3 separate regions of the Mus musculus genome follow, and regions 1 and 2 are each linked to region 3. A link is a loop called in an ENCODE intact Hi-C map of the cell type or tissue named here. Cell type or tissue: left cerebral cortex. All regions are shown on one strand. Region 1 overlaps Map9 (microtubule-associated protein 9). Region 2 holds the start of Npy2r (neuropeptide Y receptor Y2). Region 3 overlaps Rbm46 (RNA binding motif protein 46).

What was found. Hi-C counts contacts between places; a loop is a spot of excess contacts. Peaks named below come from ENCODE experiments on the same cell type or tissue, not always from the same donor. Only the 100,000 strongest peaks of a DNase experiment are listed, where the experiment ranks them.
Region 1: a loop joins it to region 3, with 10 times the contacts of the local background. A loop is called at or near these places in 34 of 42 quality-filtered maps.
Region 2: it touches region 3 in a loop (2.5-fold over the local background); 4 of 42 quality-filtered maps call a loop at or near these places.

Annotation. Positions count from the first base shown.
Region 1 is chr3:82,362,068-82,370,067 of GRCm38, forward strand. It overlaps Map9 (microtubule-associated protein 9), which reads left to right. Exons shown (of 14, transcript NM_001081230.1): 4 at 1,224-1,547. Among named protein-coding and RNA genes, the nearest start is that of Map9, 8.0 kb to the left of the region's middle. In left cerebral cortex, CTCF peaks have their summits at 604 (motif pointing left) and 3,168 (motif pointing right); DNase peaks (open chromatin) are centred at 527, 1,897, 2,619, 3,171 and 2 more places; H3K27ac peaks cover 2,007 bases.
Region 2 is chr3:82,544,409-82,552,408 of GRCm38, forward strand. It overlaps Npy2r (neuropeptide Y receptor Y2), which reads right to left and starts at 3,677. Exons shown (of 2, transcript NM_008731.3): 1 at 3,429-3,677. In left cerebral cortex, a CTCF peak has its summit at 4,572; DNase peaks (open chromatin) are centred at 3,599, 4,073 and 4,521; H3K4me3 peaks cover 1,183 bases.
Region 3 is chr3:82,853,683-82,861,682 of GRCm38, forward strand. The region is part of intron 4 of Rbm46 (RNA binding motif protein 46); the gene reads right to left. Among named protein-coding and RNA genes, the nearest start is that of Rbm46, 19 kb to the right of the region's middle. In left cerebral cortex, a CTCF peak has its summit at 3,966 (motif pointing left); a DNase peak (open chromatin) is centred at 3,950.

The DNA of each region.
Region 1 (8,000 bases), 490 kb before region 3:
TCTAGTCTGTGTCGAGTAAACAAAAACTAACCAGCACATTTATCCTCAGGCAAGGGCTCATGACAAGAGCCAGATTTTTCACCAAGATATCACAGGAATGGCCATAAAGTTTCCTCCAGAAACTTCCTGACCCAGACCTCTACAGTTCCAATTACTCTTAGAACATCAGTCTTTAAGGGTCTCCTTAAAGCCTTTAGTTCTATTCTAATCCAAAGTTCTAAGATAATCCACATTCCTCCAAGGAACAGCCAGCATGCTAGGTTTCCAACAGCAACAGCCCACTCTCTGGTACCAACTTCTGCTTTAGTTACTTTTCTGTTCCTGTGATAAAACACCATGGCCAAAATGACCTAAAGAAGGAAGTTTTTTAAGCTTATGGTTAGAGAGAGAGAGAGCCAGTCCAGCACGGTGGGGACAGCATGGCAGAAAGTTGCAGGCCTGGGGACGGGAGCTGGAAATGAAAGATAACATCAACAGCAGCCAGGAAGCAGAGAACAGACTGGAAACGGGACAGGGCTGTGCACTTCCACAGCCTGTCCTTAGCCATGAACTTCCTCAAGACAGTGGAGGAGCTCCGCTCCAAACAGTGCCACCAACTGGGGACTGAGTGTTACTGAGCCTTTAGGAACCATGTTCATTCAGACCACCAATGTGGGTCATTTTGAAAAATAGATCCTTCAATCAGCACATTAACTTGGTTTCTGTTAAGTAAGCAAAACATTAAACTTTAGATTTCTGATATAATCATGTAAAATTCTGATTTGAAATTAAGTGTGTTATTTTGAAATATTCACTGGATAAATGCTTTCTGTAAAAGTATTCTGAATAGCTGTTAAATCAATCATGTCTGTCTTGCCAAATTGGTATTCTTTCTTAGAATATTCTTTACTAGACAGTATCATCTTTGTATTTTGGGATGGGTGCTACATTGAACAACCTTTGATGGACATACCCTCCCCCAAAAAATACAGTGCTGTAGGCACTTGATAAATATTTTGAATACGTTAATGAAACTCAGACTTTATTTGATAATTGCCAACCAAGCCTACCTAGATTCCTGGTTTGAAGAGTAACAAAATAAATATGGATGTATTTAGGGTTATTGATTTATTTCTAGCCATTTCTGTTTATGAAGGTAGTGTTACTTTTCAAAGAAGTAGAACATAGCTTTTGAATGTTTAAAATACACTGCTGAGCACATCTTTTCCTGTTTCTCTTTCCAGTTTCTTTAGGTGAATTTTCAGATACCTCGACAGATGAAAGTCTAGTTAGAAAAAAGATGAATGATTTTCATATATCCGACGATGAGGAAAAAAATTCTCCAAGACTGTCTTTTTTGAAAACCAAGAAAGTAAACAGGGCAATATCCAACGATGCTCTGGACTCCAGCACTCCGGGCAGCGAAGGCTCGTCACCGGATGCTCAAGAAGATGTGACTGGAGATTCCCTCCCCAAATCTCAAAATGATGATCGAGAAGTCGGCAGAGAGATCATCACAGTGAAGCCTACACCCAGGATGCACCCCGTCAAAAGAAGCACGTCCTCGGGTAAGCTGGGAAATTACTGACCTTGTGTTTCCAGAGCAGTCCTTTCAGGATAACATGTCACGAAATGCGTTTTTATGGTGGCTAATGTATTTAAGTTTCCAGTTTCCCACCCGTCCCTTAGTAACCATAGCTACAAAGGCCCATTCACTCTGGAGTCTGTGCTGGGGCCGGAGAGAAAGTCAGGGCAGCTGGGGTCACCCACAGCTGTGGCTCCCACATACCTGGCTCATCAGCTTCTATTCTGTTTGTGGAGCCGGAGCTGCCGTGAAACTGTTCTAATCCCCAAGAGCTGCCAAGATTGAAACGGTCATCTGTGAAGACTGAGGGTGTGGTGAGGTGGTGGGTGGGTGGCTGGCATGGCCAAGGCTGTGAGTTCAAAGTCAGGACCATGGAGCACGGAAGCGTTTCTCCATACTAAGCTTTTGCTTTTATTGTTGGATGAAGTGTCTTGCCTCTCCCTTAAGAGACCGGAAGCTTTCTTTGGTTTATTGCACTGCATATGCTGCCAGCCAAAGCCCAGCTTCCTGAAGGTGGCTTCCTAGTGTGACTGAGAAGTACTGGAGAACTCTCCACTAGTCTACTGAACTCTAGACCTTCCGGAGGAAGGACGGAGTGAGGACGGCCAAGAAGTGGTGCCCTGGGAGCCCTTGGGAGAGGCAACGGAACAGGAGCATGGCAAGGCGAGGGTTTGGTGTCTCCTGGTTATCTTTCCTTCTGTTTGACAAAGGAAAAACTAGTTGATGCTGAGAAGACTAAAATCCCCACCCCACCCCCTCCTGTCATGCTCTCAAGTGTGGTGCTGTCAGATGGCTCATACTTACCATGGTAGATAGTACCAGTAACATCAGGTAAGACTTTATTTCAGACGTATGTTAAAGGACGACCCTTCCCTCCCTGTGCAACCTGGGAACCTTAGAAGGATAAAAGTAGAGCAGAGACCCCTAGGAAAGTGTCCAAGACATGGATACAAAAGCGTTGCCACATGTGAGCTGCGTGTGATTCAGGCAGAATAGTTTCAGGCGCTCGAGCCTGGTGAGTGGGAGGACAAACCTGCTTTTCTTGTCCTGCAATACTGCTTTAGGAATCTTTTGAAGTAACCAGAAAAAGCCATCAAATGTGAGCAGATGGCGTAAGGACGCTGGGCCAACTTCTAACCTGAGCTTTCCAAGTGTGTGTGTGGGGGGGAATCACAGGCAGACGGGAACATAGTTGAACTATGTTAAGAATATATAAGGACCGGGGGTATTGTACTGGGACCAAGTGCTTGTCCAGAACTGACCAGAGAGATAAGTTAAAAAGGGAGACAGAGGAGAAATGTAAATATAGCAACAAACTTTAGTCTGGATGTGTATAATTATCAGTTTACTGTAGGTGTTAAACAATACTCCACCTAGTTAATACATTTTTAAAGCTATGCTAGAGCCTGGTGTGTTAGTGCAGACTTGAAGTCCTAGCACTCTAGATCATGAGGCAGGAGGATTGCTGTGAGTTTGAGGCTAGCCTGCACTACATAGATGCAGACTAAAACACAAGAGCTTGCCTAAACTACGGGAAAAGTGGGTTGGGGGAAGCTGCAGTAAAGGTGAATTAAAATGAGTAAGGCAATACTCCATTCTAGCCACAAGGTGGCAGCAGCATCTGTGTGCACCCATGGGCGTGGGTGCATTCAGTTTTTCCAAGCTGAAAATCACTAAGTAGAGAATCTCCGTAGGGTTGAGACAAAGAATTTCAAATGAAAAGAACTTACTTTTTTCCCCCGAGAACTTGAAAGCATTTCTGGAAGAGGAATTGGGGCATAAAATATACTAAGGTCATCAGGTGTTTCCAGTGCAAAGAATAAAAATTGAGGCTAGTGGCCTTAAAACATGCCTGGCACAGAGAATTCCTGAAGGATCTAAATGAATGGATGAATAGAATACCCAGCTAATTCATTCATGAAAAGAGGGATGCGCTTCCTGGGTTTAGCTGTACTCTCTAATTCTTAGAAGCCTTTCCCGGAGTGTTTGGAACTTGATATTTGTAATGTGAGGCGCAGGTCAGTGGTAGAGCATGGCCAGACCTGCGTGAAGCCTCTGGTTCCTCCAAAGCCCACAGCACTCCACTGATGCTTTGCTCTGCTCCCGTTTACCTTTGTACCGCTTGTGCTAACCAGACTCTGGCCTGGCAGAGCAGCTGTTACTATGGCGGTTTTTTGCTAGGGTCTTGCAGGGTGCTATAGTTAAGGTGTTTTTGCATTCATCTCAGGTCTGCAGTTTAGTGGAGCTTTTAGCCTTGGGCACAATTCAACCCTGACCTCATTTAATTTATTTGTGAAATGGAGATGTTAGTTTAGACACATCTAAGTGGTTCAGTACTCAAGAGTTAAAATCAACAATTATTTTCTACATTTGCAGTGCTCAGAAAAGTTCTAGAATAAGTGAAATATTGTTAATATTTAGGATCTTTTCATAAGCAAGTTATCAATTTGTCTCTCTGTGTGTATTCTGAACTCATTGTGTTTCCTCATGCTACAAACTGATGATGAGCAAGAATACTACATTCAAACGGCTTACCAGTTGACGGGGACTTTAGAGTTTAGTAAGAAACTGTATGAAAGTTATAGTAAGAATGGCAGAAAGTGGATATCTGAGTTACCTAAAATGTCAAGGAAGGTGTCTGGAGGAGGAGGAGGGGGAGGAGGGGGGACGGAGAGGAAGAGGAGGCGTGATAAAGTGTGGTGTTGGGCTGGGCTCTGTGATATAGTAGTTGAGGGGATGGAGGAGGGAAAGGTAGATCATGAGATATGTATTAACTTGCAAAAATTGTACAGATGTTGGCAAGGAGAAGCTTCACCCCAAAGAGTTGCAATCGTAATTGACAAGCCAGTGAATAAAACTGGAAGACATCATTCCACCGCTGTGAGTGCTCCCTGAGCCCTGAGTGTTTATCAGGCCCTGCCCTGTGGACTTTTGATGTCTTCTCACTCTCGCTACCCAGGCAGTTAAGGGGAAACTCTGTTTGCGTTTGCTTTCTGTCGCTGTGATAAACACCATAACCGGAAGCAACCTGGGGAGTGTCTTCATTATGGTTTCGATTGTCGTGAAGATGTATATTACCATGATCACAGGAACTCTCATAAAAGAAAAGATTTGACTGGGGCTGGCTTACAGTTGCCAGAGGATTAATCCATTATCGTCATGGCAGGAAGTAAGAGGCATGCAGGCAGACATGGGACTGGAAAAGAAGCTGAGAATTCTACATATTGATCGGCAGCAGAGAGAGAGAGAGAGAGAGAGGGGGGGGGAGAGAGAGAGAGAGAGAGAGAGAGAGACTGAGACTGACTGATTCTCATTGGGCTTGGCTTGGCTTGGCTTGAGCATTTCTTTTTTTTTTTTAAAGAAGTATTTATTAAAAGTAGTTTCTATGGATCAATTTTTTTGGTCTATTTCACACATGTATATTGTGTTCTCAGGTTACTCCCCTCCTTCTGTTATTTGCTTCCCATCTCTACCAAGACTCCTGCCCCAACCCCTGGCAGGCCCTTTCCCAGGTTCACAAATTTTGGTTCAGTTTTATTTAACCAGGACCATATGCATGTCTATTGCATTGGAGGTATCCTTTGGGGCCTATTTGTGTCTCTGGTGGGCGGGCAGTGGTGTTACCACTCCCTGAATCTAAATAGCAGTAAACAGTTCATTAGTAAGGGTATAGCAGTAAATAGTAAATAGCAGTAAACAGTTCATCAATAAGGGGCAGGGCTCCGTGAGTTCCTTTTCTTTTCTTTTCTTTTCTTTTCTTTTTTCTTTAATTAGGTATTTTCTTCATTTACATTTCCAATGCTATCCCAAAACTCCCCCCATACCCCCCCACTTCCCTCCCCCCCCTTCTTGGCCCTGGTGTTCCCCTGTACTGAGGCATATAAAGTTTACACGACCAATGGGCCTCTCTTTCCACTGATGGCCAACTAGTCCATCTTCTGATTCATATGCAGCCAGAGACACGAGCTCCGGGGTACTGGTTAGTTCATATTGTTGTTCCACCTATAGGGTTGCAGACCCCTTTAGCTCCTTGGGTACTTTCTCTAGCTCCTCCATTGGGGGCCTTGTGATCCATCCAATAGCTGACTGTGAGCATCCACTTCTGTGTTTGCTAGGCCCCGGCATAGCCTCACAAGAGACAGCTATATCTGGGTCCTTTCAGCAAAATCTTGCTAGTATATGCAATGGTGTCAGCATTTGGAGGCTGATTATGGGATGGATCCCCAGGTATGGCAGTCTCTAGATGGTCCATCCTTTCATCTCAGCTCCAAACTTTGTCTCTGTAACTCCTTCCATGGGTGTTGTGTTCCCAATTCTAAGAAGGAGCAAAGTGTCCACATTTTGGTCTTCGTTTTTCTTGAGTTTCATGTGTTTTGCAGATGTGTCTTGTATCTCTGGTATTCTAAGTTTCTGAGCTAATATCCACTTATCAGTGAGTACATATTGTGTGAGTTCTTTTGTGATTGTGTTACCTCACTCAGGATGATGCCCTCCAGGTCCATCCATTTGCCTAGGAATTTCATAAATTCATTCTTTTTAATAGCTGAGTAGTACTCCATTGTGTAAATGTACCACATTTTCTGTATCCATTCCTCTGTTGAGGGGCATCTGGGTTCTTTCCAGCTTCTGGCTATTATAAATAAGGCTGCTATGAACATAGTGGAGCATGTGTCCTTATTACCAGTTGGCACACCTTCTGGATATATGCCCAGGAGAGGTATTGCTGGATCCTCCGGTAGTACTATGTCCAATTTTCTGAGGAACCACCGGACTGATTTCCAGAGTGGTTGTACAACCTTGCAATCCCACCAACAATGGAGGAGTGTTCCTCTTTCTCCACATCCACGCCAGCATCTGCTGTCACCTGAGTTTTTGATCTTAACCATTCTAACTGGTGTGAGGTGGAATCTCAGGGTTGCTTTGATTTGCATTTCCCTGATGATTAAGGATGCTGAACATTTTTTCAGGTGCTTCTCAGCCATTCGGTATTCCTCAGGTGAGAATTCTTTGTTTAGCTCTGAGCCCCATTTTTAATGGGGTTATTTGATTTTCTGGAGTCCAGCTTCTTGAGCTCTTTGTATATATTGGAAATTAGTCCCCTATCTGATTTAGTATTGGTAAAGATCCTTTCCCAATCTGTTGGTGGCCTTTTGGTCTTATTGACAGTGTCTTTTGCCTTACAGAAGCTTTGCAATTTTATGAGGTCCCATTTGTCTATTCTTGATCTTACAGCACAAGCCATTGCTGTTCTATCAGGAATTTTTCCCCTGTGCCCATATCTTTGAGGTTTTCCCTCACTTTCTCATAACATCCAGGCTTGAGCATTTCAAACCTCAAAGCCCACCTTCTGTGACACATTTTCTTCAACAAGGCCACACCCACTCCAACAAGGCCACACCTCCTACTGGTACTCGTTCAGCATTCAAAATTGAGTCTTTAGAAGCTGATCCAATTCAAAGTAGCACAAGGAAGAATGCATTTATTACGTTAGCATCTGTAATCTGCGACAGCAGGACAGGAGCCTCCCTCAGGAACCCGGGGCGCAGCTGAAGCTGAATGAAGCAGAGGAATGCTGGGCACTGACTTGCTCAGCCTGCTTTCTTACACAACCCTGGAACGCTTGCCGAGAGTGGCACCATGCTCATGGGCTGGCTGTTTGCACATTGCTCATTAATCAGAAAATGCCCACACACTTGCCTAAATGTCAGTTTCTTAGTTGAGATTCTTTTCCTCCAAGACATGTCTAGGTGTAGGTCAAGTTGACAAAAAATCGATCCCTGCAGCCCTTCCAAGGTTAGGCTCTCCTGGGAAGCTTAGGGAGACAAGTGTCAGAGCCTAAAGGGAAGCATGGGGCCTCCGAAGGGGTCAGGTTCACAGAAACTGAGAGTAGAACAGGAATCGCTGGGGACCGGAGAGAGCAGATCATTGGGCGTTTATATTCAACACTATACGGTATCCGTTGTGCAAGGCGAGCATGTTCTAGAGATCAGTTCAACGTTGTGCCACAGGCAGTACTGTACTGAGCATGAGAAAGTATTTTAAGAGGTGGCTCATGACACAATGCAAACAAAAATAACCCGACAGCTTCTTGGCGCGATGATTGGTGCTGAGGCTCGAACCCCACGCACATTTGTCAGAAAAGAAGCCAGGAGCAGATGTTTTAGATGTGGACGTGTACCTTGAGAAAGATGTGTTGTAGAGAGTCTGTGCCTGCCTGCAAAACAGATAAAGTCTCTGTGTCCCCAGAACACAAGTTCCAAAGTGGAAGAGCCAGGAAGCAGGCAGCACGAGTGGTCAGCAGCCGGACAGGGACACCTTCCATGCTGCTCACAGGCCACTGAGCATGGCTGCTTAGGGTCGGATGAGGAGGAGCCCCAAGGACTCTGTAGAGAGAAATGATGGGGCTTATGGTCATCAGGGAAGCAGTATTTAGAAA
Region 2 (8,000 bases), 310 kb before region 3:
TGCCCCTGCTCTACTTCCCACCTTTCCTGCCTCTGTCCTATTCTGAACCACTGAGCTGCATAAGACCCTCCCTCACTTTCAGGCTCCCACTTAATCAGGATCCTGGTTGGGTTGAATCAATGCAAGGCACTGGAAGGAGATTACAAAGCAGGAGGCTTGCGGGGAGTTGGCTCAGTGAATAAAGAGCTTGCCCTGCAAGTGGGGAGATATGAAAAGAGCCCATGTACAGCTGGAAGCTTAGTGCACAGCTATAATGCAGCTACTCTGACAGACAGGAGAACTCTCAGAAGCTTATGGGTCAGGCATCCTGGTGGATGTAGAGACCCAGTCTCAAAAAGAATCAAGGTGATGAGTAAAAACCTTGGCCTGAAGTTGTGTCCTCACCCCTGTATGTATGCTATGTCATACCTGCACTTGCACACATGGATGTATGCATACATACATACATATCCTAATAACACATTATATATGCCCTATACACATTCATATATACCTTACACATACATACATACATACATACATACATACATACATGCAAGCATACATACATACATACCCTAAGTACACATCACATATGCCCTACACATACATACATACATACACCACACCTGCACACATACGCACATACACCACACCCATACTAGCACACACTTATACATATGAACATGCATGCACACGTGTACACATAAAGCTACACACATACACACACACACTATACATGTATAAATAAGTTTAAAGAGAAAGCTGCGTGGAGAGAAAGCAAAAGGAAGGAAAAACCAAGGCTTCTCCTTCCTCTCTCTGTACCCTGGGTAGCCTCGGCAGCTCCTCTGTGGCCTTGATTACCACAGGGTAGACCCCTTGTGATGGTTTCCGGTGGATGGAGGTGTTTTGCGGGCCTAGGTTACACTGCCTAACTTTTCTATCTCCCTTAGGTTTAAGGTAGTAACAAGGTGTTATTCTTGTAATCTCAAATTGGCCTAACTTTCAGTCTTCATCCCCCCACCTCTTATATAACCATCTCTGTTCGTGGACTCCTTCGCATCTACAGCCCTGAATGGAATTTTTTGATTCATGATATGCTCAAAACACATCTTAATTTGCTTTCTCACTAAAGTAAACCTCAGCTCCTTACTATGGCACTCAAGGCTTGCCGACATCCCTGCAGACACTCTGTCCTGATTCTCCTTGACATCTCAATACACATCTGCTGCTCTGTCATACTGAATGGCTACCAAGTTGAGAACACCCCAGGCTTCCCCATGTGGTGAACTGAGGACTCTGCCGTTCTTCCGGTCATTCAGAAGGTTCATTCTCCCTTTAATCACTGCCCACAGTGTGACTGTTCCAGTTTACCAACCTAGGACAGCCATCTCTAAAGACCTTTTGTTTAATCTCACAGTGCACCCTCTGGTACAGTAAAGCTACTCAATTATTGGACAAAACCAATACAAAGCTAAAGGAGAATACAATTTTATTAATAACTACTGCCACCTTTTTAATACAAAGTATAATTTCAATTCCCTTCTTGAATAAATGTAAAAACACAAAGGATTCCTTGCCTTGCTATAGCAGCCTCAGGTTTGTTTGCTTGTTCTTAGTCTGGTACTTGCTACTTGCTTCTTCAAGAAGGTTGCCCTAAGACCCTATTAAATCAGTTCCTGATTACAACCTCTGAAATCGCCTGTCAGTATGCTCCACATAGAATTCTTTTTCTCAAATGCTCATATCTCCCCTGCCCCTGCGCTACACACACACACACACACACACACACACACACACACACACACACACTCACACACACACTTCTAGGGGCCTGGGAACTTTCTGTGTGTTTTCCTTTGTTGCTATACTGGTCCATTCTATACAAGTCAACATAGATTTCAAACAGAACGTTCCAGGGATACCAGCCCCACTGCCCATTATGAAAACATGGCATTTGAACCCTGGCCCCTTTGATTGGCTGTCCCATTTTCCCTAAGCTAAGAGACTGACTTCATGGAGCAGTTACTCAGACCATCCACGGCAACCAGAGTTGAGCAGACTTGCAAAAGTTGCACCCACGAGCTGAGTGTAAGCACAGATTTAAGGGCACTGGGAAGAGAAGCGCATTTGATTTATTGACTACTTCCTTTTTTTTCTTTTCAATCACATTTTCTTCCCTCTGAAATCCTTTCGCTGGAGTCTTACAGCTCCTCTGCAGGAATGGCTATCGATCTGCAAGCTATTACCCTGTGAACACTCTGAGCTGCATGCAGGCACAGTACTAGCCCTGGGCTGGGCAAAGCACTACCCAGGACACAGAATGTATCATTCACAACAGCACTTCTGGAAAAGTAGGAGAGTGAAAGAGAACGTGAGGGTAGACACTGCCACGCGTGACACTCCTGAGGCCCCCAGTCAAACCAGAAAGAGGCAAGGGGGAGAGCCTTTCCTTGAAACAAGGCAAAATGAGACATTCAGGTTATTCAAGAAATTCAAAACTCTGAATAGCGCTGTTCTCTTGAACAGGTGCCCCTTGACTGAGTTTATTACAGAAGCAGTCAGTGTAGAAAGGGAAATGATGCTTTTTTCCTTCTGACGCTCTAGGTGCTTTCTTTAATAAGCCAGAAACCTTCTCCTGCTTTAACTACATGCTGAAATCACTGGAATTGCAAGTTATTTCTGAGATAGAGTCACTCCAGGTGGGCAAAGTGTGACATCCCTGTCTAGCCCTCCTTCCAGTATTGTTTTCCCAGGGAAAACCCCCAAGTTCCATGCTACAAACTATAGTTGCCTGCACCTGTTGGATCTCCTGTGAGGGGAGATGCGGTCTTTAACACTGCAACATACAGGGCATTATTGTTTGCCTAAGTAGAGATGGATGGATCATCTGAAAAGTCAGCGAATGCTTCTCTTTCCTGTATTTGTGCTTCCTGTCTTTGACAGTAGTGTAGTCTCTTAAATGACACTGGGATTTTAATGACTAGTCTCTACTAAGAATGACATTTAAATATTACTGCCCCACCACCACCACCACCATGCCACACAACCACAGACTTCTACTAGTAGGTGACCCCATCTTGGGGAAATGAATGGAAGCCTAAATAAATCTCTATTTTTGAACAGCCTTAGAAAACCCTACATGATCTTGCACTTCAGAAAGTGCTTGAGTTTTAAAGAGGGGGCAAAGTCATATCTTACTGTCTCATACTGTAGCGCTCAATCAAGGAACAGTCTATAACCTTCAGCAGAAAAGAAAAAGTCCAGCAAAAGAAGAAAAGCGAAGTGGTACTAGCCCACCTAGTTCCAGTGTTCCACTTAATGCCTGGAGGGGTGGGCGGCTCCCCTTCGGAACACATCCCCATGCCCTCTTACCCCTGACAGGACCCGGGGCTCCTCTAGGGCTGTTCATGATCTCAGAAGGAGAACTGGAGTTTGAACTTACTTACTGTATTGACTCTTGCGCGTTCCTTCTCAGATGAGGAATCCAGGAATTTCAAGCAAGGGATTATCTAAACAGCCAGTCTGGAGACAGTCCTGGGAGGCACCCAAAGCAGGTCCGATTTGGTGTGAGCCAGCAAGTGAGATCAGAAGCAGGAGCGGCAAAGCGGAACAGCTGCAATGCTGTGCCTGCTCGGCTTCTCGGTGGACCTCTAAAGCCACTCGATCAGGGACCCCGCACTGCACAGCTCAGAGCCCCGGGTAGGAGTGGGTGGGGAGGGAGGAGGATCGGAGATAGAAGTGGAGAGAAACGCCGCCCTGGAAGGAAAGGACACAGGTAGGGGAACTGCGGAGCGAGGGAGTGAGGCAGATAAGTTCCCCGTAGTCAGAGACTGGAGATTAGTGTCCTCCAACCTTAGTTGCACGCTATGCAGCGTAGCGCCTCATCGTTCCTCGCCACCACTCCCTGCAGCTGCTATTCACTCCACTTAGGAGTTCACCTAATCTGCAGAGAAAAGTGCAGGGCAGTGGCGAACCCCGATGCAGGGAGGGAGCTGTGGTCCCTGGCTATGTGAACAGCGACAGACACCTCAGGCTTGCGGGTGTGGGCTGGAGAGAGGTTCCACACTTGGGGTGGAGGGGCAGAATCCCACTCTGGGCTAGGAGTTTCCTTGTGTAAAAACCAAGGAGGAGAACGAACTCCTCGCAGAAGCTGGATCCCAAGGACAAACAGCCAGCGCGCCCTGCCACACAGCGCAGGCACAGGAACTGTGGTTAACACGAGTCCAGTGCCTGGGGGACGGGAGCAGCAAAGCCCTTAACAGGTGTCCCTGGAACCCTGCGCCTTCAGATCACAAGCCCAGGTGTCCCAGCGGAACACTGGCAAAACTGTCCCTCGGGAAGAACGTAGAGAACAGCAGTGGGTCGTAAAACAGTCTTTCTTTGTCCAATTAGTTGACTTCAAAATTCTTCGCCTTTAGTTCTTGCACCATTCGAGATTTCGAGAGAGCAGGGAGACCATGCCTCGGGAAATGTTCCTCAGGAGTGAAGCCCGAAGGCTGAAAGAGGACATGCAGGACTTTCAGTCACGCTAGAGGGCTGTTTCAACCTTACCCTGCAAACTCTTCATTCACCAGCAGTCTTTCCAGAGGTTTGCTACAAGTCTCTTTTCCTTCAGATTTTAAAGGGGGCAGTAGAGACTTGAAAGCCAGGAAGCCAGGCTTGTCTTAACCACCGTGTCTCTCAGAGCTGCACAAGTCACCTCGCTGCATTGGATCACTCTTCTTGTTGTTTTCTTTTCTTTCTTTCTTTTTTAATTTATAAAATAAGGATGGCCACATTAGTTCTCAGAATGTCTCTGAAGGATACAAAACAATGATTCGATTTAGATTAGGTGTCTCGAAAAAAAAAAGTTATACTTAACCTATTTTTAAAAGACAAGTACTCCCCCACGTAGTAATAATTACTCCTTTATTGGGAAATGGATTTTCAGTCCCGTGGCCACTGAAAGTCACACACCCTAATTATAGGTCATAAGAAGTATAGAATCTGATATCAATCTTCAATTCATGTGACATCATGCTAAAGAAGCTACCTATAAAACAGTGTTTCGTGGGCCTTTCAATTACCAGTACATAAAAGGCAGCAGGCCTGCGAGAAGCCATGATGTTTTACACACTCTGCTTAAAGTCCTTTTTGTAAGCATTTTTTTGGTTTAGGGAAGTATCTCTTGTTCGCACATATGCTTTCAGTTGAACAGATTCCTTTTTTAAAAAAGAGACACTGGGGAATGAGTAACTCCTGTGGCCTCACAAGAGCTGGGAATTGCTCTGCCTCTGAGCTTCAGATTCATACTTTTTTTCTGTTTTTGGTTTTTTTGCTTTGTTTGAGGACTGCATCTTACTAAGTTGCCCAGGCTGACCCAGTGTTCTCTATGTAGCCCAGGCAGGCCTTGAACCTACTTAACCTCCCTAGGAGTCAGTGTTGCAGGCAGCACCATCAGGTTCAGCTCTCTGTGCTTCTTAATATTGGGACGGTGAAGGAAGGACTCTGTGTGTCTAACAAGTTCAACTTTTGAAAACTGACATAGAAGCAAATGACCAAAACAAATCTGATGAGCAGGGTTGCTGAACATAATAGTTTTGGAGGATTTTAACCTATTTTTCAAGCAGTGATTGCACAAAACACTCTTCTCTCATAGCAATGATTAACAAAGGCTTCTAAGCGGCCCTTTCTGAAAACTGAACTCACTTCCTTATAGGCATGCCAGCGTCTTAAATGATTCACATGCTCCATACCCCTCTGATCTGTAACTCCAATAATAACAAAGAACACAGGACTTAAGTCTTTCAATAAAGTACAGATTGGATGAGAAGCTGATCTGGGAGGTGAAAGTCCTTCCACCGTGCAGCACACTATCGACATAGCTATGCCAACTTATGACACTGCACAGTCCGGTTCTAAGGAAAGGCCTTTAAGGCACACATGTTACAAGCTATAGGAACAATGAACAGCTCTGAGGAAGGACCCTCAGCCTGTGAAGCTGCTGAATTAATGATAGTCTAAATGGAAACAGGACAAGATTATCAAACCAGATTCCTCTCTTGATGAGTAGTTCAGTTCTTTGGGCAATTCCATACCTTTCCAGAATAGATGCCAACTCTTCTACAGATAGGGAGAAGATAGAAACCCCCAAATGCCTACATAAGTAGAGCCAGCAGTAGCTGTGTGCTCCCAGGCTAGGTCGAGGAAGAAAGCAGAAAGTGGTAAGAATGTACACAGCCTAAGAAATACATAGCACATAAAGGAACTGAAGAAATACATAGCACACAAAGGAACTGAAGGCAGAGGCCTGTTCTCAGGTTCCAATAAGATGACCTACAAAAACTACATTTAATATGGTTAGATCTCTCTCTCTCTCTCTTTTTTTTTTAAAGAAACAAAACTTGTATTCTTAAAAACTTAGACCAGTGAGACGGCTCAGTAGGTTATGCAGGTATCACCAAACCTAACAACCTGAGTTAGACCCCTGAGGCCCCTCATAGTGGAAGGAGAGAATCTGTCCCTACACATTACCACTTAACTCCATATACCCCCCAAACACACACACACACACACACACACACACACACACACACACACACATGCACACATACACAAACACACATGCACACACACATACACATGCACACATGCACACACCTTCATATGCACACTTATACACATGCTCTGTACACACATACTCTGCACACATAGCTACAGACACCACACATGTAGACACACACACACCCATACATACCCTACACACACTTGTGCAAATGTAATAAAGCATCTTTTGAAATGCAGTGGTGCCAAGTGATGTCTTAAAAGCCAAAATTCGCTGGGCAGTGGTGACACATGTCTTTGATCCAGCACTTGGGAGGCAGAGGCAGGTGGATTTCGGCGTTCAAAGTCAGCCTGGTATACAGAATGAGTTCCAGGACAGCCAGGGCTACACAGAGAAACCCTGTCAAAGAAAAAGTCAAAATTCCAGGTGAGCATATCAAAATAAATGAGGTGGTAAGTAGACAGAAAGGTAGAAGAAAGAAAAAAAGGGCATAAAGTAGAGAGCAGTCCCCTTTATACATGGAGGATCTACTCAGAGACCTCTAGAACATTTCAGAAACCATGACAAAGTTGGCTAAAAGCTTGACACAGAAGGTAAGAACAACAACAACTAATAATGAAATGAACAATTATAACAATAGAATGTAACAAAAGTTTTATAAACACATCTCCATCGCCTATCGTACTGTAGTTAACATTTTCTTGTGGGGATGTGAAGGAACACACATCTCCATTTGGCTTATCTGAATCACATCACTATGGCCCTTTGGGGCCACTGCTATATAATAGAGGTTGCTTATTCACAAGAACTTCAACACTACCACAGTCATTCTCAGAAGGGAGGTGACCACCAAGTGAAACACAGACTGCTAGCATATGTATTCTGGATACACTAGATATAAAAATGCCTCATAACCTGGGTAGGATAGATAGCACAAATATCTCATGATATTCCTCCAAATGGCATGCAGTTTAAACTTACAAACTGTTTTTTCTGGAAAGTTCCATATAGTGGGTAGAAAACTGAAATAGTAGAAAGTAAAACCTTCAATAAAGGGCAGACTAGAGAGCTATTTGCAGTAGAGACCTCCAGGGATCTCCAGTCTTATTGCCTCTTGTGTCATTTAAGTCTGATAAATGTCCTCGAATGCTTAAAATATGTCTCCACAAAAATTTCCTCTACTCCACTGCCTATTCCTCAGAACATACAGATACAAGAGGCAGAGAGCCACAGTTTGACTGCCAGTTGAACTAGCTTTCCACTGCTACGGTACATACAGGAGAAAACCATCCATGAAGTAGGTACATGTGTCTAGCTCACAGGCTTGCACCTTTGCCTTAGGTGGGTCAGCAAGTCATCATGGGTCATGGAGAAGATCAAATCTATTGATCTGACCTTCTTACAGTAAGAGAGATGGAGCAGGAGGAGAAGAAGAAGATAAGGATGACCCAATCACTGGGTCCTCATGGTCTCT
Region 3 (8,000 bases):
AAATATGTACTGAAAATGTGAGTCACTTCAAGGTATAAGTTTGCAGCAATGTCTTTGCCTTCAGGGTTTAAGAGCTTCCACAGTTCTAGAATCTTGCCATTAGCTCCCTCCCTAAATCACTCCTCTATTGGACTTAAACTTCCACCTCCTGGAACTCTGAAGATACATTTTAAAGTCTTTCTTCTACATGCCACTCTTCAGACATCTGAAGACAGTCACTGTAGTCCCTCTGTACAAATATGAATATTATAAACCAAACAGTCCCGGATATTTCAACTATCAACCCTCTGCTTCTTATTACAGTCATCAGTCAGTCACCAGTTGTCCAGGCTTACCTAGACTGTGGTACTCCAAGCAAACATGCCACATATACAATTATGTAGTCTAGATATCATGCAATTCTCCTGGTTTGCTTTGGATTATATTAATTTGAGACTGCAGAACAGAATGACTTTGTTCTGAATTTGCTTAAAAAAAAAAACAATCTAAGCATTTGCTTGCTGGTTTTCATTCTTTTCCACTTTAAGTATTTAATAGTAAAAATGCACAAAATAAGAAATGCATATAATAAAGTCAGACAAGTTATATAATCTAGAAAATAAAAACTTATATTCATAAATAGAAAATTTAAGTAAGTTCCTTTTATAATAAGTTTCAAAATTCTCCTCTGGACAATAATCATGCCTAATTTAAAAAATCATTGACTTAACTATGATTGTTAATCATTCTTGCTTTTTAAAGGGGATTTGCTCTATATTTATATAGTCATATGGGACATTTTTAGTTTTGCTTGGTTTTATTTTCCTAATCACTTTCTTAATCAACTTATATATCAATTACAGTCTCATTATACTCATGTCACAAGCTTAAATATATATAATTAGGAGCTGAGTAGAAATTTTTCATCACATTATTAACAGAATTTCAGAATCTCAAACTTAACTGAAAACATAATGTATTGTTCAGTAAAACATTCAAAAAAAAAGGCTTAAGAAAGTGGGATAATTTCCCTAGTCCAGGATAGAGCACTTGTCATCACTGAGCAGTTTTCCGAGTCTTCAAACATGTATAAGAGCCTGGTCATCTGCCTCAGCCAATGTTGGCTAATGAAGCAACTCCCTAGCACAAACCACACAAATAAATAAATAAATAGCCCTTTAAACATTATTTGTGTGTACGTGAGCATGTGTGTACACATATACCTGTGCAAATGCAGATGGGCCAAAATAGAGCTTTTGGAGCTGTTACAAGTGTTCACCAAACACTAAGCTCATTCCGTGGATGCTGGAATCCCAACTCTGTTTCTTGTCACTGCATAAACACTCTTAAGATCTGAGCCATCACCTGACAGTCTAAAAATGCTGGTACATAATTGAGAAAAGTGACAGATATCTACCTATATATTATTTCAGAATGAGAACTAAAAACAAGTATATTAAGTGTATCACAAGCAAAACACAAGAGGAAGACCTTTTCATACTTGTAAAGCCCCTATCAACTAGGAGTGCTTTACAGAGCATATAATCATATTTGTGCTTAAGACTCTTCTCTTTCCCCACTAAATTTTAAGGAAAAACATACTGTCCCCATGTTCTGCAATCATCACTATGTTCATACATGTTACACCTAAATTTCATACAATGGAATCCATCAAATATTTTCTCCCTAAGTAAGATCCCATTAAGTTTACACACATTCCTCTGCTCCAATCTCTAACTTTGTAAAATACTGCATTTGTTTAGTGTCATACAGACTTCTAATCCTGTCTACTTAAGGTGCATAATGACTCTCCTGAATCTTATGAATTAATTCTGTGTTCCCAATTTTTAATAAATCTAGTAAGTACAGAATTGGTCTCTCTTCAGCCCCTCCCCCAAAAAACAATTGAGAGCAGAAGGCAGGAAAGCTACCCACATATATGACACACATGCTCCAGTTGTATAACATTCATGGTTTTTATAGTTTGTACCAGTGAACAAGCAGACATGAATATGTACTGCTAAAATAAATATGAAAAAATAAGCTAAGAGGCTCACGTACTTACAATAATCTACAAGCAAAACTGAATTATCAAAAAGTTATTAGAAGAAATACATATAACACACTTAAAATATGATAAAGGACAATCAAAACTATAAGACAAGAAAAATAAAAATAACCATGGACAGCTCCTATAGTTTAAAAAAAAAAAAGGTAAAATTCTCTATCCTGGGTTTTTTTTTTTTTAACTAATTCATGTTTATTTGTCAACTACTGAGGTTCATATACAAATAACATGTATTTCTTAGAATGTTCTTTACTTTCATTTGTTATTAAATGTTGCCCTACAGGGTGTGTGTGCCATGTGCCATGTGCCATGTGCCTAGATGGGACAGAGGGGAGCTGATCTCCTTCCTGAGACTGAAGGAGATGGCTGAGCCTCCATGGAGGAAATGAGCCCAGGTCCTCTGCAAAACTAACAGCTCTCCACTGAGAGAGCACCCAAGTCCCACGTTACATTATTTTAAACACACAGCAAAAAGGCTGGTTCCACGAACAATTACCAAATTATCAGGCAATATAATTACAACCAGTTAATGTTTTGCAATGATTGTGGGCCTACACACTTTTTCTGGGCAGAAGGGAACTGTGCAGCAGACAAGGTTACTAAGAATGAAGGCTAAAACTAAGCTATCCACTTAGTCCCAATCTAATGAGCTTTTTTAATTTTTTTGATTTTAATTTTTACAGTTATGCATATATTAGGTCTGTACATGTGGATGCAGTGACCTTGAAAGTCAAAAGAGGGTGATGATGGATCCCTTGACGTTGCTGTGAGCCCCCGACAAGGGTTCTGAGGCTAGAACCCTGGGAGCCCTCGGAAGAGCAGCAAGTACTCTTTACTTCGTGCCATCTTTCCTACCCCCATCCTATACACCATTTTGTCTAAATTACAGAGAGACTTGTATGCAAATCATTATATTATCAGTGTGTTAACAACACAAGGAGTACTGGGTCAAATAATACATAATATGTTATTTTATTATAATTATATAACTATATCCAATATTTAATATTAATATAGGTAATATAATATTTATATTATACTTAATATCAATATATTTAATATTATAGAATTATAATATATAACATATATTATGTTATCTGGCAAATTATTTCCATAAAATATGAACCACTGCCTATATAAAAATCCAATGCAGGTGTTATAGTTCAAGTATAACTTTCTAGGAGACAAATAAAGGCCCACATGTAATTAATGCAAGTCTACCCAATAATAACACTTAAAAGAACACGTCCTTGTAAGTCTATAGACAATCCCGTTACTCTTGAGGTAATGTGCTACCAGAGCTTGGATAGAAAACACCTCTACAAAAAAAAATGAGTTCTAGGGTTGGTGATACATTAAGACACTAGCTATTAGGAGTCTCTCTGATTTTAAACAAATGTATATAATCAAAGGTATATAGAATAATTTTAGAATATTAGAAGCACAAAATGGATTTATATAGTAAGAAATGTTCATATTCCCAGCATTTGGGGGATAAATACAGAAGGACCAGATATTTAAGACCAATCTTAACTAAATAGCAGTTTAAGGCAAACTGGCACTTCATAAACCCTTTCTCAACAAGAAAAAAAAAGAATCACAAAATAAATTCTTGTCAGTAAAAGCCCTTACTGTGACATCTGTCTCTAGTCACTAGTCCACTGACATTATATTGCCTCAGCATAAACTGTTGTTGCATATTAAATAATAACTAAGCAGAAATGACAGGCTGAAGAAAGCTATTTCTCATGTCTCATACTAGTATGTGAGGCACAAAATCAAAAAGAAAACAAAGAAGCTTAAAATAAAAATAACAGTAAACACACACACACACACACACACACACACACACACAAAAAAACAACTCATTTTAAATCATGTATTTTGGCGACACCATGTGGCAGAACTATTAATTGCTGTTGACATCCACCATGCGTTGTAATCTACTTGAATATTTAATATGATGGAAAATTTTAAACTATTATATAAGTTAAATGGCAAAATTAGAAAATCAATGATCAATACAAAGATAGCTATTGTTGAAAATAAGTATATTATAGCAAGAATTTTAGGAATATGTTAGACAGATGTTGGAGGCACAGGCCTTGTGAACACCAATAATAAGCACTAGGGGAAAACAGGAATGTCGCCTGCTATTTGCCCAGAAGGCAGCGAGTGGGCATGGTTTACACAGCTGGGTGACATTTGTACTGTCTGTGTGGTCAGCAACCTCACCCAGAAGAACCTATCTTTTTGGAAGGTGTTGCATGTAAAAGATGTCACACACATTTCACAAAGAGTTTCAATTATGTGCATATTAGACATATTATTGCAGTGACCTTGAAAGTCAGAATAAAGTCTTAAACTTTACTGTGCATATAGGATTGAATTCATTATCAGCAGGGAATTTTTCACCTAAAATTAAATACTCTGGGTCAGACTCCAGAAGTTTTAGCCAATCCAGGCTACTCAGTCATTCTGAACAATTCTAAACGGTCATTCTGATGGCCATGGTGGCTGCAGACACACACAGACAAACACACAGACACGCACACACTGTACAAAGATACTAAGAAATTATACTATAAAATATTAAGCTAATTTAATTTATAAGCAAAATAACAGAAAAACACTTTAAGCAGTTAATAAATATAACTATACAACGAATATAGCCTTGATATACTTTAACACTAGCTTTCTAATATTGTTACAAAATGTTTCTGAACTTCTACATCATTGTTTTATAATCTTGGTCTAACTATAATTTACAGGAAGCTGGGCAGTGGTGGTACACACTTTTCATCTAAGCACTTGGGATGCAGAGGTAGGTAGATCTTTGTGAGTTCAACACTAGTCTGGTCTACAGACAGCCAGGGCTACAGAGAAGGCCTTTCTCAGATAGATATGATGCATGCATGGACTTAGGGATGGATGGTCAAACAGACAGACGGACAGGTGGGTGGACAGGTAGGTAGCCAGGCAGGTTGGTGGAAACTTCCGAGAAGTAAGTGACCGAAAGGCTGCCCCTTCACACATGAGTTGGATGACTCACTCACTTTCACACTGTTGTACGTCTATGAAAAAATATATGAATCACAGCATACAGGAGGCAGAGGCAGGAGATTTCTGTAACTCTGAAGCAAGCCTGGACAACACAGTATGTTCCAGGTCGGCCAGAGTTACACAGTCACACATAAGCTTTGACTTGGGTTAGCTCTTAGGGAAACAGAGCTCCTGGTTTCAAATGTTCAGAACGCAAACATGTGTGTTGACAGATACACGTATACTGAGGTGCTAGCTTGCTGCACAGATACTTGAACATGCCCTTTAATAACCAACTATAAATTTGTGAGATAAAAAGAATCCTTAGGAGCCCATGTATGGTAGGACGCTCCTTTAATCCCAGGACTCAGGAGAGAGAGGCAGAAGTATCTCTTGTGAGTTTAAGACCAGCTTGGTCTATATATCAAGTTTTAGGCTAACAAGAGCTACAGAATCTCAAAAAATCCCAAGAGCCCACCAAATAACCCTGACATTTTGAAGTCCAAATGCCAAACCATTCCTCCAACATCTCTATTCAGTGCTGATACTGAATGAAACTGCAGGAGTCTTGTGCTTTGGTTCTAGTCCTCCAGTAAGCTGCTTCTTCATATTAACTGCAGAGTATTTGTGGCCCACTAATTAAAATAGGTGCTAGCAAGGTAAAAATGATACTGATTAAGGTCCCTCAAAAAACTAGACCCTCTTTAAGGGCCAAAGACACATAGTTGAGTTAATGGAATTTTGGTCTTATCATTTGGTCATGTGACAGTGAATTGTGGATTGTGTAAAATGTTAGAACTGATGGCTGCTTCTCATTTAACAAGGTGAATTTTAAAGCAAATTCATCTATTTTATTCTTTTAAGTGTCAACTTGAGATAGTATGAAAGATCTCTACTTAAATCTAGAAGGAATATATTCTGAAAGAATTTTCCTTTGTTTACAATTATAGCTTTCATTATATTATAACCATCATTTTAAATTTAGCTTAAATATCTATTAGAATTACTTCTAATAAAAACTAAAGTCTTCTATTTCAAAACAAATTTATTGACAAATTATCTAAATCTAAAACCCTGTGTATGTCTTATACTTTGCCCATCAATCTGGAAATAATAGCTCATGAAAAAAAAAGCTCCAATTATCTTTCAGGTCCAAACTCGCAATAGTAATACTTTTTCCTCAGCATCTAACTAAAGTTGTGTGACATAGAGAAGTCAACACCTAATGTACCTAATGTGAAGACAAAAAATATAATATTTACAAAATTCCATTCAACAATTAGAAAAAATAGTAAACCCTGTGTCTCTTTTCAAATCAGATACAAGACATATCAACTGCAGATTAAATAGAGAAAAGCAGTGATATTAAAACCATGAACATTGACACATAAGTTTCTACAAATTGGAATTATCTAAAAAAATTAGTTGCTCAGAGAAAAAGCAAGTATATACTGTAAACTGTTTGAAAAAGAAAAATGAAGGAGAGTTCAAGAAACTGATATCACGTCTCTGAATTTCCTCAATTCTTCTTAAAATCTGCCAGAGATCCCCAAAGCAAACCTTCCCAAAGCTACCTCAAGAATCTTTCCGGCAGAGAATCTCAATCTGTTTTTAAAAACACCAAGTGGTCACACAAGAAAACAAATCTGCCGCTGGTATCAGAGAGCAGCAAACCTTGAAACAAGGAGAGGCGCGCTGGCCTGGAGTGAGCTGTTGGTACACAGCTTGATAAGGTTATTCCTAGCAACATGTATGACACCTCTCTCTCTCCTGCCTCTCGTTTTCTAGCAAAAAAAAATAAATAAATAAAATTTAAGTGTGAACAGAGTCACATTTAAAAGGAACTGATAGTCAATTATCTCACAGGTCTCCACTGACCAAACATTAAGTATAAACCTACCCACATGCTTGCATTTGACCCATTAAGTTTGCTGACTTCAGGGGACTGAACTAGAAAGAAATAAATTTCAAGGCTAGTATGAGCCAATACAGCAAGTTCCTATCTCAGAAACCTACATACATAAATAGGTACGTTTAGAAAATATATCCTTCTTATTTTACATGAAATGGAATTTAAGTATTTTTAAATTTTAAAACCAAGCATTGTATCTTTAATAATAAGTGAATGACTGCTAATCTCACTGGATGACTGGGGAGAGGAAAGTTCTTCTGATATGAACATAGCAGCAGCTCTAACGCTGAAGTGAGAATAAAAGGTTCTATCAGCGATTAACCCTCCTTCCGGCCCAATTTGGCCTCTTTCTACCAAAGCTATCTTACTTTCATCAGAAGAGAGACGGCTTTAGTTAGAACAAAAACTCCATCTTTAACTACTATGGTTCTTCCAATCAAGTCACTTGAAGTGAATAGCAAGGCTTCTAATACTTACTCAGATGTCAACTATCCCTAAAGACCTGCACTGATTTTGTTTTTGTTTCAAAACAAATGGTCATTTAAACACATAGCATCTTTTATTCCTACTCAAGCTTTCAAATGAAAAATGGGGACAGCAAGTCCAAGATTATATGGAAATTTTATGTATATTAACAGCACGTTCTTGAAGAGATGGAAAAATAAACAGTTAAAAGATTGTTTATATCACATTCAAGATAGCCAAGGCTCACCTGGCCACTGGGTTTAGCTTGGTGGTAAGTAGATAGCTTAGCAATATCATTTTAAAAACCCACCAAGACAAAACTGGATAATGATGACTGAAAAAAAAACAAAACACCAAATTGATAAGGTTAAAGGAATATCAAAACAAATTTCAAGAAAATTAATATAACCAAAGAAAATATCTTTAAATAACTCATTCTATCTAAAAAATTAAATTTCTGAAGTGCTTTTTAAAAATAAAGCCAAAAATGCATTAATATATTAAAAACACTACCTGAGTCACTCTTAAGAATCA